2 separate regions of the Homo sapiens genome follow, and region 2 is linked to region 1. A link is an interaction called in ENCODE POLR2A ChIA-PET data of the cell type or tissue named here. Cell type or tissue: HCT116. All regions are shown on one strand.

Region 1 (5,000 bases):
ACTGCCCTCCAGACAAATGATAAGGAGAAAATTTCCTTTGCAAATCAACATCCTCCACCATATGACTCCACTTTTTCTCGGGAACTAGATTGCTGACGTTTTGGGAGTATATGTCTGTTTCCCAAACTCATTCTCATGGGCAGCCAAACCAATCTGCTTTGCAAACCCTGAAACACACCTTGCTGGAACCAGTCTCACTGCCCCAGCTCCTCCTTCCCCATCATGCCTGAAATACACTTCTCACTAACCCAAGTCTCTAACATACTTTCAGGGCCCTCTCAAAACACATACTTCCCTATACACCGTGAGCCTCCCAACCATACATTCATCTTCCATGCTCTTGAGAGAAACCCTCTATTTAGAATGACATCCAAGCTGCTCTAGGTATGGATGCCTTCCCTCCCTGGAGCAGAAGCATAATCAGTTTTGTTAACTTTATTTATCTATCTATTTATCTATCTATCTATCTATGGCAGAGTCTCACACTGTCGCCCAGGCTGGAGTGTGCAGTAGCACCATCTCAGCTCACTGCAACCTCCACCTCCCAGATTCAAGCGATTTTCCTGCCTTAGCCTCCTGAATAGCTGGGATTACAGGCACCCGCCACCACACCCAGCTAATTTTTTGTATTTTTAGTAGAGATGGAGTTTCACTATGTTGGCCAGGCTGGTCTTGAACTCCTGACCTCATGATCCACCTGCCTCGGCCTCCCAAAGTGCTGGGATCACAGGCTTAAGCCACCACACCCAGCCAGTTTTGTTAACTTTTTATCTCTTAATAATGTCCCAATTCTGGTAGGTATTCAATAAATATATGCCTAAAGCAAAATAGTAGTGCTGTGCTGCTTCTCCACTTGATCTCATTGAAGCCAAAACTGCACTTACTATAGCAGCTAGACACACAGAGATTTCGTGAGCAATGCAAGATTCGTGAGCAATGCAGCCACGTGCCCCCTATGTGCATGGCTGTTGGCCCCTCCAGCCAGCTATGGACACGAAAACCCCCATCTTCCAGCCACACCTGGATGAGCCTGGCTCCTGGGCAACAGCAACACAAGGACATATGCTTAACAACTGAGCATCAGGCCAGCCTTGCTTTTGATTCTGACATACTTGGAAAATAACGTACGTTATGTTCATAGAGACATATTATTATTTTCTTGTAGCCAATAACAGACTGAGAGCCAGAAAGAGTTTTCAAGATTGTATCTCAAGCCCAAGTTCTCATTTGACAACCAAAGACAAGCCCCAGAGAAGCTAGATATTGTCGGGAGGTCGCAGTTATCGGCACAGCTGAGTATAGAAACGAAGTCCCCTCATCGTCCAGTCCAGCAATCCTTCCAAGCAATATGCTCTTCTGCCTTTCTAATGGTGATTGTCTCAAGCTGCTATTAAAATCAACTCCTGGCCAGGCACAGTGGTTCACGCCTATAATCCCAGCACTTTGGGAGGCTGAGATTGGAGGACTGCTTGAGCCTAGGAGTTCAAGACCAGCCTGGGCAATATAGTGAGACCTTGTCTCTACAAAAAAAATAGAAAAAATGAGCTGGGCATGGTGTCACGACCTGTAGTCCCAGCTACTCGGGAGGCTGAGACAAGAGGATTGCTTGAGCGCAGGCTGTGGTGAGCCATGATCACTCCACTGCACTCCAGCCTGAGTGACACAGTAAGATCCTGTCTTAAAAAAAAAAATTAAAAATAGGCCAGGCACGATGGCTAATGCCTGTAATCCCAGCACTTTGGGAGGCTGAGGTGGGTGGATCACCTGAGGTCAGGAGTTTGAGACCAACCTTACCAACATGGAGAAACCTCATCTCTACTAAAAATACAAAATTAGCCGGGCATGGTGGTGCATTCCTGTAATCCCAGCTACTCAGGAGGCTGAGGCAGGAGAATCGCTTTAACCTGGGAGGCGGAGGTTGCAGTGAGCCGAGATCGCGCCATTGCACTCCAGCCTGGGCAATAAGAGCAAAACTCCATCTCAAAAAAATAAATAAAGTAAAAATAAAAGTACAATAAAATAAAATAAACTCCTCTATTACATCAAACTAAAAAGCTTCTGCACAGCAGAGAAAACAACCAACAGAGTGAAGACACAACCTATGAAATGGGAGAAAATATTTACAATCCATAAATCCAGTAAGGGGTTAATGTACAAAATACATAAGGAACTCAAACAACTCAATAGCAAAAAAACAACCCAACTGAAAAAAAATGGGCAAAGAACCTACATAGACATTTCTTGAAAAAAAGATATACAGATGGCCAACCAGTATATGGGGAAAAAAATGCTCAGCATCACTAATCATCTGGAAATGCAAATTAAGAGCCACAGTGAAATACCACCTCACACCTGTTAGAAAGGCTACTATCAAAAAGATGAAAGATAATAAGTGTTAGCAAGGTTGGAGAAAAGAGACCTTGGTACACTGTTGGTGGGAATGTAAATTAGTACAGCTATTATAGAAAACAGTATCAAGGCCCCCCAAAAATATTAAAAATAGAACTCACATATGATCCAGCAATCCCACTACTGAGTATATACCCAAGGGATATGAAATCAGCATTTGGAGGAGATACCTGCAATCCCAGGTTCATTGCCTCACTCTTCACAATGGCCCAAGCTATAGAATCAACCTAAATGTCCGTCAGTGGATGGTTACAGAAATTGTGGTATATATACACAATGGAATACTATTTGGCCTTTAGAAAGCAGAAAACCCTGTCATTTGTGAGAACATGGATGAACCTGAAAGACATTATATTAAGTGAGACAAGCCAAGCACAGAAAAAGTACCATATGATCACACTTAAATGTGAAATCAAAGAAAGATGAAGTCATAGAAGCAGAGAGAGAGTAGAATAGTGGTTACCAGGAGCTGGGGGGACAGAGAAGAAATTGAGGAGATATTGGTTGAAGGATACAAACTTTCAGTTAGACAACAGCAGTAAATTCAAGAGCTCTATGGTACAACATGGTGACTATAGTTAAAAACAATGTATTATATACTTGAAAATTACTAAGAGTATATTTTATGTGTTCTCATCACACACACACACAATTACAAATATGTGAGGTAACACATATTCTAATTAGCTTGATTTAACCATTTTGCAATGTGTATACATATCAAAACAGCTTGTTGTACGGTGTAAATTTATACAATTTTTATGTGTCAGTTTTTAAAAACAGATTTAAAAAATAAACTTCCCTTCTCAAAGCACACATTAAAGTGGCAGAGGAAGAAAGCCTGGGGGCAGACATATAGGGGTGTAGAGGGAAATAGTAGACGGTTTGTCGTTGTTTTTGTTTGTTTTTTGAAATGGGATCTTGCACTAGAGCGCAGTGGTGTGATCATGGCTCACTGCAGCCTCAATTTCCAGGGCTCAATTGATCTTCCCACCTGAGCCTCCTGAGTAGCTGGGACTACAGGCATGCATCACCACACCCAGACACCCAGCTAACTTTTGTATTTTTTTTAGTAAAGATGGGGTTTTGCCATATTGCCCAGGCTGGCCTCGAACTTTTGGGCTCATGCAATCAGCCTGCCTCAGCCTCCCAAAGTGCGGGGATTATAGATGTGAGCTACTGGGCCCAGCTATAGATGGTTTTTTAAAGATACACAAAAATATCCAAAAATGATACATGAGATAATCCACTCAGAGACAAAAGACATACACAGAGACTTCTAAATACACCTGCAATTTCAACAGCATTACACCTTGTGTGGAAGGTAAGGTAAGGTCATCCCCTAAGCCATGCGGTTGAGTGGCTGAGGCACCGCCTGACTTTGGATAAGCCACAAGCTACTTTTGACTCATTTCTCCAAATGCAAAAGGCAGGTGGGGTTTTTTTTTGAGAATCTTGCTCTGTCGCCCAGGCTGAAGTGCAGTGGCGCTATCTCGGCTCATTGTAACCTCCCCCTCCCAGGTCCAAGTGATTCTCCTGCCTCAGCCTCCGGAGTGGCTGGGATTACAGGCGCCTGCCACATGCGCAGCTAATTTCTATATTTTCAGGAGAGATAGGGTTTCACCATTTGGCCAGGCTGGTCTCAACTCCTGACATCAAATGATCCACCCGTCACGGCCTCCCAAAGTGCTGGGATTGCAGGCGTAAGCCACCGCAACTGGCCTAAAAGGAAGGTATTACTATTTTTTTAACTCTAACTTTTTTTTAGGTTTGTTTTTTAGTTATGTGAAAAATTCACACGTGAGAAATGTCACTCCAATAATACTGGATACATAATTCGTTAGTGGGATTACCCGGAGGGGCAGAGCTGGGAAGAAAGGGTGGAGATGGAAGTGTCAATAAGAAAACAGTTCCTCGGCCGGGCTCGGTGGCTCACGCCTGTAATCACAGCACTTTGGGAGGCTGAGGCGGGCGGAGCACGAGGTCAGGAGATCTAGACCATCCTGGCTAACACGGTGAAACCCCATCTCTACTAAAAAAAAATACAAAAAATTAGCCGGGCGTGGTGGCGGGCGCCTGTAGTCCCAGCTACTCCTGAGGCTGAGATAGGAGAATGGCGTGAACCCGGGAGGCGGAGCTTGCAGTGAGCTGAGATCGCGCCACTGCACTCCAGCCTGGGTGACAGAGGGAGACTCCGTCTCAAAAAAAAAAGAAAAGAAAACAGTTCCTCATGGTCGACCTTCACCCAGTTCTCCTCCAGCACTTCTATTTCCTTAATAATTATTCCCTTTCTTTATTCTACTCACTGACCCCTTCCCTCTCACACACACATCCAGTCACTCATACACACACTGTTTTCTGAAGAGCTGAAGGCGGGGTCATCCCACCCTTCCAGGCTCAGCCCCAGGCCTGTCTCTCCCATCTCCTCCCCACTGAATTCCTGTGGCAATTATATAATTTAACAACATACTTCAGAGCTTAATTTTCCACTCTAGATTTGCTATGCATGTAAAAAATTTTGCCCAAAAACATGACAAGTATCTTGTAATCAAGAAACAGATCTTATATTTGTGGGGTTTTTTTTCCTATTA
Region 2 (5,000 bases), 270 kb before region 1:
CTTCAAGTCTCCACCAACAGCTTTGTCTCTGAGGAAGCAATTGCTGCTGCAGCACTTCGTAGGAAGCCATTAGCTCTGGCACAGCTTCATCGCTTTGGAAATAGGAAGATTAAATGGGAAGAGTTGGGAATGTATTGTGATACCCAGGGAATCTATAACACAAAAATAACAATATGTGGGAAAATATAATGCATTCTGTTATTTCAGATGATTCTCATTTCATCACAGAACCTCCTTTTACTGAAGGGAAATGCTTCTGAGGTCAGATAAAAAGGGAAGTGTTTTTACCAGGGAGTATTAACCTTGTTATTCTCAAGAAAGCTTTCTGTGTCTCCTGATCGCTTCCCTGGTGGTTGCACCTGGGAAGCCTGGGACCAACCTCTATCTTACCACATAACAACAGCTGGTAACACATTCCAGGAAGATGCGGATGAGTGGTGAGGAAGAAAAGCTCTTCCAGAATAACTGATATACTCAAGATTCTCTGTATGCATGCGCTTACACGATTTTTGTTTGCTTGTTTTTTAACTTTTTACTGAGATGTAATTTCAAATGAACAGAAAATTTGCAAGAATGTATAAATACCTGTATACACTATACCCAAATTCATTACCCATTTATATTTCTGTGTATTTGGTTTTGGTCTGTGTGTTTACTTACTGGCTTGGTTAGTTGTGTCTTTTCAAATAATGCAACCTTTTGGTGTCCTCATTCCCTAATTTGGGAATTTGGGGTTTTTTCTTTAATGATTAGAATAAAGCTATGTTGTTTCTGACCCAGGAGTTAAAAAAAATAAAAATCAATAAAAATAACAGAATAATGCTTCGGGAAGTTCTGACCAATCAGTAACGTGCACTTTTCAGTTTGGAATCCAGATCTGATCACACTGTAAAGGGGCATGACATTTGAAGACATGGATGAAGAATGATGTGAGAAGTTGGGGGCAGAGGAAACTTATTGGACAACACTGAAAGTGAGGAGAGTCCTACTGCAAAGGAGTGAGAATAAGATCATCAAGAAAAGCTGAGACAATTAGGGGCTATAAAGAATTAAGTAATAATGAGTGTTAAACCTTTCAATGGAGTTACCTTTTTTGTATGTGACTATCTAAGAACTGTGGGGAGGGGAAAGAATAAACGAAAAAGAAAAGGCAAATACTGCTTGAGGGAAGAGTGTGTCATTATCCCTAGGCATTAATGCCACCTGAAGGAGCTCATGGTGCTCCACCGCACACACGACGGAGTGATGTTCACAGACCGCCAGCTCAAAGTTGCTAACTAAATAAGTATTCTCTGTCCCAAGTCCCATTACAATTCCAGAAGAAATATAAAAATACAGTCACTACAGCTCTAAAAATGCAGAAAAGTTGTCAAAGATGAAACAATCGATATTGATCTACAACTTTTACTCATCAACAAATATTAATGAGTGCACACTCTGTGTTAGGCAGGCAGAAGTTCCTGCTCTTAATGCATTTGCATTCTTGTGGAAAACAGTTCCCATCCTCATGGGGTGGTTGACATTTGAAGAAACTCCATGCAGACCAACAAGGGAGTTTTTTCATCAGAATCCCAGAATAACAAAAGGTCTCAGGACTGTAACTGTAGACATGAGAGAGATTTCTCAAACTATAAGAGAATGCTCTGTACAGATGTATGCCAAAAATCTTGAAAATATACATGAAATGGATGCATTTTTCAGAAAGTTTAAAAATATGTGTATTTCACTCAATAAGCAGTAGAAGACATGGAAAGATGAATAGACACTGGCAAAAGTAACAATTTGATCAAATGACTACTAAAATTTTTTAAAGACATCACACTTAGACAGGGCACGGTGGCTCACGCCTGTAATCCCAGCACTTTGGGAAGCTGAGGTGGGCAGATGATGAGGTCAAGAGATCGAGACCATCCTCGCCAACATGGTGAAAACTCATCTCTACTAAAAATATAAAAATTAGCTGGGTGTGGTGGCACGCGCCTGTAGTCCCAGCTACTCAGGAAGCTGAGGCAGGAGAATCACTTGAACCCGGGAGGCGGAGGTTGCAGTGAGCTGAGATCACACCATTGCACTCCAGCCTGGGTGACAGAGTGAGGTTCCTTCTCAAAAAAAAAAATAAAGACATCACACTTAGATTCCATAGGCAGATTAGATTCCATAGGCATGGAATCACACTTAGATTCCATAGGCATATCCAAATCTGAATAGATAATATACTTATGTTATACAAATTTCTATGTCCTGTTCCAGAACACAAAATAATTGATAGAATACTTTCCAACTCATTCAGTGAAACTAACTATAACCCTGGTACCAAAACCAGACAGAAAAAAGAAAACATAAAGAAGAAAACTATAAACAATGAATTAAATTATAACCAATTTATTAAACTATAGACAATCAATTAAATTACATTCCTTAATAAGATAAAGGAGACACCCAAATAATTGTTTTAACAGATCTTAAGACATGTTACTTAGTATTTGATAAAATTCAACACCTGTTTCTATCTTTCAAAGGTATCAGTAAGTAAGAAATAAAAATAAATTTATTTTATAAATGTCACCTAATGGAAGTTGAGAGCAAACACTTTACCTAGGTAAAACATTTGAAGCACGTTCATAAAAATCAGTAAGGTGATAAAGATGGCCATTGTCACCTTTGCTCTGGGCAGTCCTGGCCAAAGAAAAAAATATGGAAAAATATAAAGGTATAAATTCATTTTGGGAACAATGAAATCAAAAACTAATTATCTTAGATATGATCCTCTACCTACAAGACCTAAGATAATCTAAAGAGGAAAAAAATGTAAGAAATAGTAAGAAGTACCTTAGGATTCAGCCATCCCACTTTTGCATATATATCCAAAGGAAATGAAATCAGTATGTTGAAGAGATGTCTTCATGCCCATATTCATTGCAGCATTATTTAAAACAGTTCAAACCGGGCACAGTGACTCATACCTGTAATCCCAGCACTTCGGGAGGCCAAGGTAGGTGGATCACCTGAGGTCAGAAGTTCAAGACCAGCCTGGCCAATGTGGTGAAACCCCGTCTCTACTAAAAATACAAAAATTAGCTGGGTGTGGTGACATGCACCTGTAGTCCCAGCCACTCGGGTGGCTAAGGCAGGAGAATCGGCTTGAACCCCGGAGGCAGAGGTTGCAGTGAACCGAGATCATGCCACTGCACTCCAGCCTGGGTGACAGAGCAGAACTCCATCTCAAAAAAATAAAAATAAAACAGTTCACAGTTCACACAGGGAAACAACCCAAGTATACATCAATAGATAAATGAATTTCTTTCTTTCTTTCTTTCTTTTTTGAGGCAGGGTCTTGCTCTATAACCCAGGCTGGAGTGCAGTGGCCTGATCTCGACTCACTGCAATTTCCACCTCCCAGGTTTAAGTGATTCTAGTACCTCAGCCTCCCAAGTAGCTGGGACTACAGGCACGCCACCATGCCCAAATAATTTTTGTATTTTTAGTTGAGACAAGGTTTTGCTCCATTGTTGGCCAGGCTGGTCTTGAACTCTTGACCTCAAGTGATCCTCCTGCCTTGGCTCCCAAAGTGCTGGAATTACAGGCATGAGCCACCGCACCCAGCCAGATGAATGAATTTTTAAAATGTGATATAAACACACAATGGACTATTGTTCAGTTTAGTTTTGGTTTGGTTTTTTTGAGACAGGTTCTTGCTCTGTGGTCCAGGCTAGGGTGTAGTGGCACAATGATGGCTCACTGCAGCCTCAGCTTCCCTGGCTCAAGCTATCCTCCCACTTCAGCTTTCCGAGTAGCTGAGACTACAGGTGCCTGCTACCACCCCTAGCTAATTTTTTGCATTTTTGGTAGAGACGGGGTTTTACCATCTTGCCCAAGCTGGTCTCTAACTCCTGGGTTCAAGTGAACTGCCCGCCTCGGCCTCCCAAAGTGCTGGAATTACAGGTGTGAGCCCCTGTGCCCATTCTTGTTTAGTTTATAAAAAGAAGAAAATTCTGCCACTTGTGAAAACATGGATAAAGCTAGAGGACATCACGCTAAGTGAAATAAGCCACTCACAGCAGGGTGAATACTGCATGGTTCCACCTATATGAGGTATCTACAATAGTCAAACTCATAGAAGCAGAGAATTGTTGCCAGAGGCTGGAGGGGGTGGGAAATGGGAAGCTGTTGTTTAATGAGTATAAAGTGTCAGCTACACTAGATGAATAAATTCTAGAGAGCTGTTGTACAATATAGTTCCTGTAGTTAATAACATGGTATTGTGCACTTTAAAAGTTATCAAGAGGGTAGATCTCATGTTGTGTTCTTACCGAAAATCAAAAATGAAAGCAAAAACAAAGAGACACAAGGAAACCTTGAGAGGTGTTGGATATGCCTATTACCTTGATTGTGACAATGATATCATGGGTGTCTGCATATTTTCAAACTCATCAGATTGTACATATTAAATATGCACAGACTTTGCTTTATTAAAGCATCATTGGACAAAATACCAAGTCCAATTAGCATGTGAAAAGATACCTAACCTACAAAGTAATCAAGTAATCTCACAAGTTAAAACAACAATGGATGCCAAGTTTTGTCCATCAGACTGGCAAAAATAGAAAATGCTGATAATAACCAGTGCAGGCATATATATAGGTAAATTGGGACTTGTAGGCTTGACAGAGAGTACAAATTAAACTTTGCAACTGTAACTTGGTGTCATATGACAAAATTACAACATACATGTCTTTTAAATTAGAAATTCCAGCAAATCTATAAAACTGTCCAAGATACATGCAAACAGATATTTGTATACGGAAGTCAATAGTTAATATTATCTGCAATATAAAAAATTGTTGTAATCTAATTATTTATAATAGTCTAAGCATTATACAGTGTATGGCAGATGTATTCTGTGAAATACTACTCAGTCATGGAAAACAATGAGGCAGCTATAATAGTCTGATATTAATCGCCAATCATGATTTTTGTTAGAAGGTAATCAACATGCATTT

What was found. ChIA-PET counts read pairs that join two places held together with the same protein. Peaks named below come from ENCODE experiments on the same cell type or tissue, not always from the same donor. Only the 100,000 strongest peaks of a DNase experiment are listed, where the experiment ranks them.
Region 2: POLR2A ChIA-PET joins it to region 1 with 5 read pairs; 3 of 35 experiments call an interaction of 5 or more read pairs at or near these places.

What each region holds. Positions count from the first base shown.
Region 1 is chr2:223,820,703-223,825,702 of GRCh38, forward strand. All of the region lies in intron 1 of AP1S3 (adaptor related protein complex 1 subunit sigma 3), which reads right to left. Among named protein-coding and RNA genes, the nearest start is that of AP1S3, 14 kb to the right of the region's middle. In HCT116, no CTCF peak of the experiment used is centred here; no DNase peak of the experiment used is centred here; H3K27ac peaks cover 3,211 bases.
Region 2 is chr2:223,554,849-223,559,848 of GRCh38, forward strand. No RefSeq gene overlaps it. Among named protein-coding and RNA genes, the nearest start is that of SCG2, 45 kb to the right of the region's middle. In HCT116, no CTCF peak of the experiment used is centred here; a DNase peak (open chromatin) is centred at 2,933; H3K4me3 peaks cover 1,364 bases; H3K27ac peaks cover 5,000 bases.